Regions from separate parts of the Homo sapiens genome. Here region 2 is linked to region 1. The links are chromatin loops, found by intact Hi-C in ENCODE. Cell type or tissue: natural killer cell. All regions are shown on one strand. Links, peaks and the distances in the headings refer to the core of each region. The heading gives the core; the rest is flanking DNA. Region 1 has its middle 72 kb from the start of LINC00938. Region 2 overlaps LINC00938 (long intergenic non-protein coding RNA 938).

Evidence for each region. Hi-C counts contacts between places; a loop is a spot of excess contacts. Peaks named below come from ENCODE experiments on the same cell type or tissue, not always from the same donor. Only the 100,000 strongest peaks of a DNase experiment are listed, where the experiment ranks them.
Region 2: it touches region 1 in a loop (13-fold over the local background); 13 of 110 quality-filtered maps call a loop at or near these places.

What each region holds. Positions count from the first base shown.
Region 1 is chr12:45,654,018-45,656,942 of GRCh38, forward strand. No RefSeq gene overlaps it. Among named protein-coding and RNA genes, the nearest start is that of LINC00938, 72 kb to the right of the region's middle. RefSeq lists a silencer at 1,364-1,453. In natural killer cell, for the core only: a CTCF peak has its summit at 1,379 (motif pointing right); a DNase peak (open chromatin) is centred at 1,404.
Region 2 is chr12:45,724,270-45,727,194 of GRCh38, forward strand. It overlaps LINC00938 (long intergenic non-protein coding RNA 938), which reads right to left. Exons shown (of 1, transcript NR_028408.1): 1 at 1,451-2,925. Among named protein-coding and RNA genes, the nearest start is that of LINC00938, 2.2 kb to the right of the region's middle. RefSeq lists an enhancer at 2,280-2,925. In natural killer cell, for the core only: CTCF peaks have their summits at 1,633 and 1,837; a DNase peak (open chromatin) is centred at 1,622; H3K4me3 peaks cover 1,863 bases; H3K27ac peaks cover 913 bases.

The sequences.
Region 1 (2,925 bases), core at 121-2,620:
ATAGACAAAGATAACTGTTGCAAATGCACAGGGAAAATGGAAAAATGAATATCATGGCATCTAGGTCTCTATTAGGCCTATGCTATTAAAAACCAACAGAAAATCCAATGCATAAGAGATCTCCTCTTCAGGACAGCAGCAGGCCATGTCCCAGGAGAACCTACTGTAAAGGAGCTCACTCCAGTGTGACGTCATGTGAAGGAGCCCACTGGGTCCAAGAGGATTCATCAGTTGTGCCAGTGGCTTCCAGTGCTGGCATTTGCTGGCTTAGAATCTCACGGCTGTCTTCCTCTGCTGGCCTTGCTTCTGACTTCAAAGTCATTCTACTTGAAAGAGATTCTGCCATTTTGCTCAGGCTCATATTTGGAATGTTAAAAGGTTGACCATTGTTGGGGAAAATGGTCCAGATGCCAAAATCAAAACTGAGTGCATAAATTATTGGGACAGATGGGTGGCCATCTGGAAAAAATACAGTTGGATTAAAACCTCACACATTTAACACGAAGCCAAACCCAATATGGTAAAACTTCTAATGTAGAAGAGTAGAACTGTAAAAGGAATAGAAAAACACAGGATAATTTTCTGTAATTCCAGGGTAGGGATGGTCTTTATGAAATAAAATCTGGATTATTTTAAAAAAGGTAAATTTAAGCATAAAGAAAAACAGCTGCATGAGAAAACATACAAAATGCAGATTAAAAAAGTAAAACAGGCCGGGTGCGGTGGCTCACGCCTGTAATCCCAGCACTTTGGGAGGCCAAGGCAGGCGGATCATGAGATCGGGAGATTGAGACCATCCTGGCCAACATGGTGAAATCCCATCTCTACTAAAAATACAAAAATTAGCCCTGCGTGGTGGCACGCGCCTGTAATCCCAGCTACTCAGGAGGCTGAGGCAGGAGAATCGCTTGAACCCGGGAGGCAGAGGTTGCAGTGAGCCAAGATCATGCCACTGCACTCCAGCCTAGTGACAGAGCACGACTCCATCTCAAAAAAAAAAAAAAAAGTAAAACCAAAAAAAATTTGTAGTCCATGTCAGAATAATTGTCTATATGTTATGATATATAATATATAGTGTCATATTTATATAAAAGTACATAATTTAGAGCTATGCATTTATAACACTATATATACATTTATCTTTATACACACACACACACACACACACACACCTCAAACTTGCAAACCAACTAGTCTGTATAAGTTACTTACAGTTAGTGAATTAATCAGCCAGATAAGTTTTTCTTGCGTATAGTCAGAGAAATGGTCTATATTCTCCAATGCATGTATATTGTATTAATTAACGTGGTTCATGCTGTTGTGAAGCTGCAGCTGTTGAGACTGTGTAGAGCTGAGCGCTGTCCAGAAGGAGGAGCACAGGTTGCCCTGAAGCTGATGCTCTTGTCTGCACTGTTGCCATGGAGCCCGTGCATATACGCTTACTACCAGTGTGGAGCAATCATTTCCTATTCCATTCAGTACCTTTTTATATCTTGTGATTTTGATTGATGTGAATGTATTATGTATTATCTATTCAAAAGATTAAATAGATTTTAAAGATTAATTTTTTAAAATTAGTGTGAAAGTTCTGGCTCAAGATGAGTGAATGAGCATACATTTTCCAACTCTCTCATGACCTGATTCAATTTCAGGAATAATGTGAAATGGAATAAATCCATGGAATAAAGCGTGCCTTCAGCAGGTAAGAAATTATGTTTTTCTAGAAGTTGGAATGCAAATGGGCTCAAATGGTCAGAGAAAACAAAGAGAAGAAATCATGATTCCAAATGCTCATAGAATAAAACTACAGAGGAGGTAGGAGACATTCTTCCAGAGTAGGCTTCTAGAGAATCCAAGTTCACAGTCAGCAGGTACAAAGATCAAGATGTTTGGGCTGAACGGCAAAAATTTTGAGGAACCACTAAGCTCCTCAACTTCCTCTCATATGAGCAGAGAGCAGCCAGTTGAGCATTTTCATTTCTACTGGGTATGGCTGTTGGGACTGGAGAAAAAGTAGAAAAGAGCCTAAAGTGGACCGCCAAAACAAAAATCAAGAGAACATAGCATGTGTGCTGAATCTAGAGGCTCTAGAACACTGATTGACTGAGCTAGAATCAGCTCATCCCCAAGAGTCAAGCCCTCCTTGCTGATTGGCAATTGCCTCCCTGTCTATGAACTATAAGAGATGCCTGCATCCACTGGAACTACCCTCTTGCCCAAAGAACTCTGCTTGTCAGGGAAGAAGGTTGTTGGGTAATCAGATCTATACAACTGTAAAGCAAGCTCAGCTGCCCACCTATACTAATTAACATGGTCCTTTTGAGGAAAACTAATAACAAAAAGAAAAAGATCAATATCAATATCAATAAGCAACAAACAATTAATTCAGAAGAAAGAGATGATGCAAGGAATAGAAAAAAAACCTTTGTAAATTAAAGATAGTATTCTCAAGGAGATTTAGGAAGATATTGCAAGATTAGAACAAAAATAGGCTGCTATTAAAAGATCAATAAGAAAATAAGTGGCACAGTCAGTCACATCTGTAATCTCAGCACTTTGGAAGGCCAAGGCAAGAGGATTGCTTGAGTCCAGGAGCTTGAGACCAGTCTGGGCAACATAGCAAGAACCCCATCTCTACAAAAAATTTGAAAATTAGCCAGGTGTGGTAAAACTTACCTGTCGTCCCAGCTACTCAGGAGGTTAAGGTGGAAGGATCGCTTGAGCCCAGAGGTTTAGGTTGCAGTAGCCGTGATTGTGCCACTGCACTCCAACCTGGGTGATGCAGTGAGACCCTGTCTTAAAAAAAAAAAAAGAAAAGAAGAGGCCTCAAAATATGATTGTTAAAAGAAAAAAATAGAACAGCTAAATTATAGAATTAACAGAATGAGCCAGTATGGTGGCAAGCACCTATAGTCCCAGCTAGTC
Region 2 (2,925 bases), core at 132-2,631, 70 kb after region 1:
TGTGCCCAGCTTCATTATAACCTTTTAAAGGTAGCAGTTAAGTTTCTTGAGGGTCAAGTCATTCTCCCTCCCCCCATCTCTTGTCCAAATATTCAAGAAATATTTACTCAGTGATTTAGTAATCTACATTTAGTAAACTTACATTTAGTAAGTTACAAATATATTTATTACTAAATATAGATTACCATTAATAAATAGTTCCTTGGTTTAGTATGTTCTCTTAAAGTTTTCAGAAGCTATTAAATACTATAAACAAAGTATTAAAATACTATAAACTGTGTATAATGAGCACAGTTTTTAGACAACTTTTCAGTGATCAAAACAGATGAAATGAATAAGAATGGACAAATGTAGCAAATTAAACCCATAACAGTTTTAAAAATTCTGGATTAAACAACCCAAACAACTAATGAAATCAACTCCCCGTCAAAAGCACATCTGGGAATGCTTCTCCAAAAAATATTATTGTAATTGACTAAAATTTAATTTTTTAGTTGTCTTATTAAAAAGTCTTTAATTGAAAATTATCACTTAAAAATCAAACTGGATTTAATGTACAAAGCATAATCTCCAATATCTACTGAAAATAAATTTTTAAAAAAATCCCACATTTCTGATTTCTCTTTAAGAGAAAAAAAAATTAAAAAATTCCCCAAAGCTTATCAGATTTTTTGGGCCAAATCATCCAGAAATCTATCTATAAAAGATTCAGAGTATATTCAGGGCATTAAAATTACCCTACTCTGAAGTAGAATAAACTATTTCCTTATCTTTTAAAAGCTTAGTTATCAACACTGCTTAGAATTACCATCAGAGTGTCTGTATTAAGATTACCCTAATCTGCAGTAGAATAAACTATTTCCTCGCCTTTTAAGAGCTTAGTTATCAGTACTCCTTAGAATCACCCTAAGAATGGAAGGGCTTCATCTAGGATTTGATATTGTAATCAAATTTTCAAATAAGACAAATTAGTCCACATAAAAAAGTATAGCAGTAGGTACAGGCAACAGAAGCCATGAACGCATTCTCGAAGCTCGCCAAGGAATTTTTCTCTAAAATCATCTTTAAGGAAATATCAATTTAACTTCAATAGCCTTGTTTAACGAATCAAACTATTTTTTTAAATCTTAGAGTGACCTAAAATCCCAAAATTTCTCCACTGAGTTGGCATACCAATTCCTCAATTTATTTCAGCTGTTGTAATCATACACCTGATAATGCTTGATTTGAAACTGGGTACAGTTTTTTAAGGTTTAGTTGAATGAGGGAATTTTTAATTTATCACAATTTCCTGACTAATATGAAAACTGATGGTAAGAATGAAAAATTCAAATAAAATAACATAAACCTCTAATTACGGCGTGCAGCGTTTGCAGTTACAAAAGCAACACTACATTTTTCCCATCATAAGCGCTTTGTCATCAAAACAGTAAACTATACAAATTGGATTGCAACAATTTCCACTGTTATTGGTAATTTTTTAATAGGAACACTTTCCATTAATGCTTGAAAACTACGAACTACATTTTATTTTATATCTTGTCAAATTAGTTGGAGAATATCTATTGTAAAGCTGTCAGCACATCTCTAACATTACTTTGTCAGGATCCACCTGCTCTATGCTGCCCACTATAGGAAATGCAATATGGTAATAAGAAATGTAATAGAAGGTTACTTTAGTACAATCTCATAAAAAACATACTCTGACTCTACTTGGATGCTAAATGTGGTGTTTTTGCAAGAGATACAGACTGATTAGTGGCAATCAAATTTATTAACTGTAAAGGACATCAATAAGAACAGACAGGACCAGAAATTGTATCTTGGTGATCCACATGCCAGGAGTAGCGCGGCAGAGGATGGAGAGTGGAACTTAGCGATTGAGGCGCAGCCTGCAGAAAGCTGCACTTCTGCACTAGAGATTAAATAAGAGGGTCAAAATCAACATAAACTAAACCCTTTTTCAAAGTCATGTAAACACAAATGATTGCTGCAACTGGAAAACAACATTGAAAATAAATGATTCGTGTGATGCATATCGATTTCAACAAACCTTTCCTTAAACCTTTAACGTTACTCTTACAAGCAAATACCGTTAATAGCTTACTTCTGTCTTAATTTTTCTAACCACAGGAAAATTGAAACATAAGTAATCTGATAAACATCAAGTTTTACGTTGATGCTTTTGACCACAGGGTATATACAGTGTTAAGAATTTAAATTCTATCCATCAGATATACTTTAGGACTCCATTTTGAAGATAGCCTCTTCTACAGAAAAGAAATTTTTAAAAGTCAATTCTCCAGTTTCTCATCACATCTTAATTTTTTTAAAAAGGCTTTTAAACACTAGTATCACTCCAAGTCTTTAGCCTTTGATACTTGCTCTGAAAACACACTATCGTATGTTTGTGTATGTACACACACACACACAACAGTGACTTAAAAGTGGCAACCGCCTCTTGAAAAGTAAAAATATGTCATCCCTCCATTCTGCCCTTAAATGAGAAATAAAGACAATAGATTTGCCCACTGCAGACTGGGATACCAGAAAAGACGTTCTAAGTCTCGCCTGAGACAATATTAACCTGCTATCTTAAGTCCCAACTTGGATGACTTAAATTTCAGTGTACGTGCCTCCGTTCCCACTCTTGCCCCATCAGCTCCATCAGCATCGTCATCCCCGGCTCGGATCCCGGCCGCGACCCGCCAGGGCCGCCGGAGTCCGCGAATACCGCCCGCTCCCAGCAACGAAGCTCCCCGGCTCCCGGCCGACCGCGAGTTCCTGGAGCAGCAGCCTCCAAGGTTCCCAAAGCCCACGATTCAGGCGAGCGGTGCCGACCGGGCCGTGGACTGTGGCATTTTAAAACTACAGAAGTCTCACTGCACGACTGGCGCGGCCGAGGTGGCCCAGGAGACCCTCCAA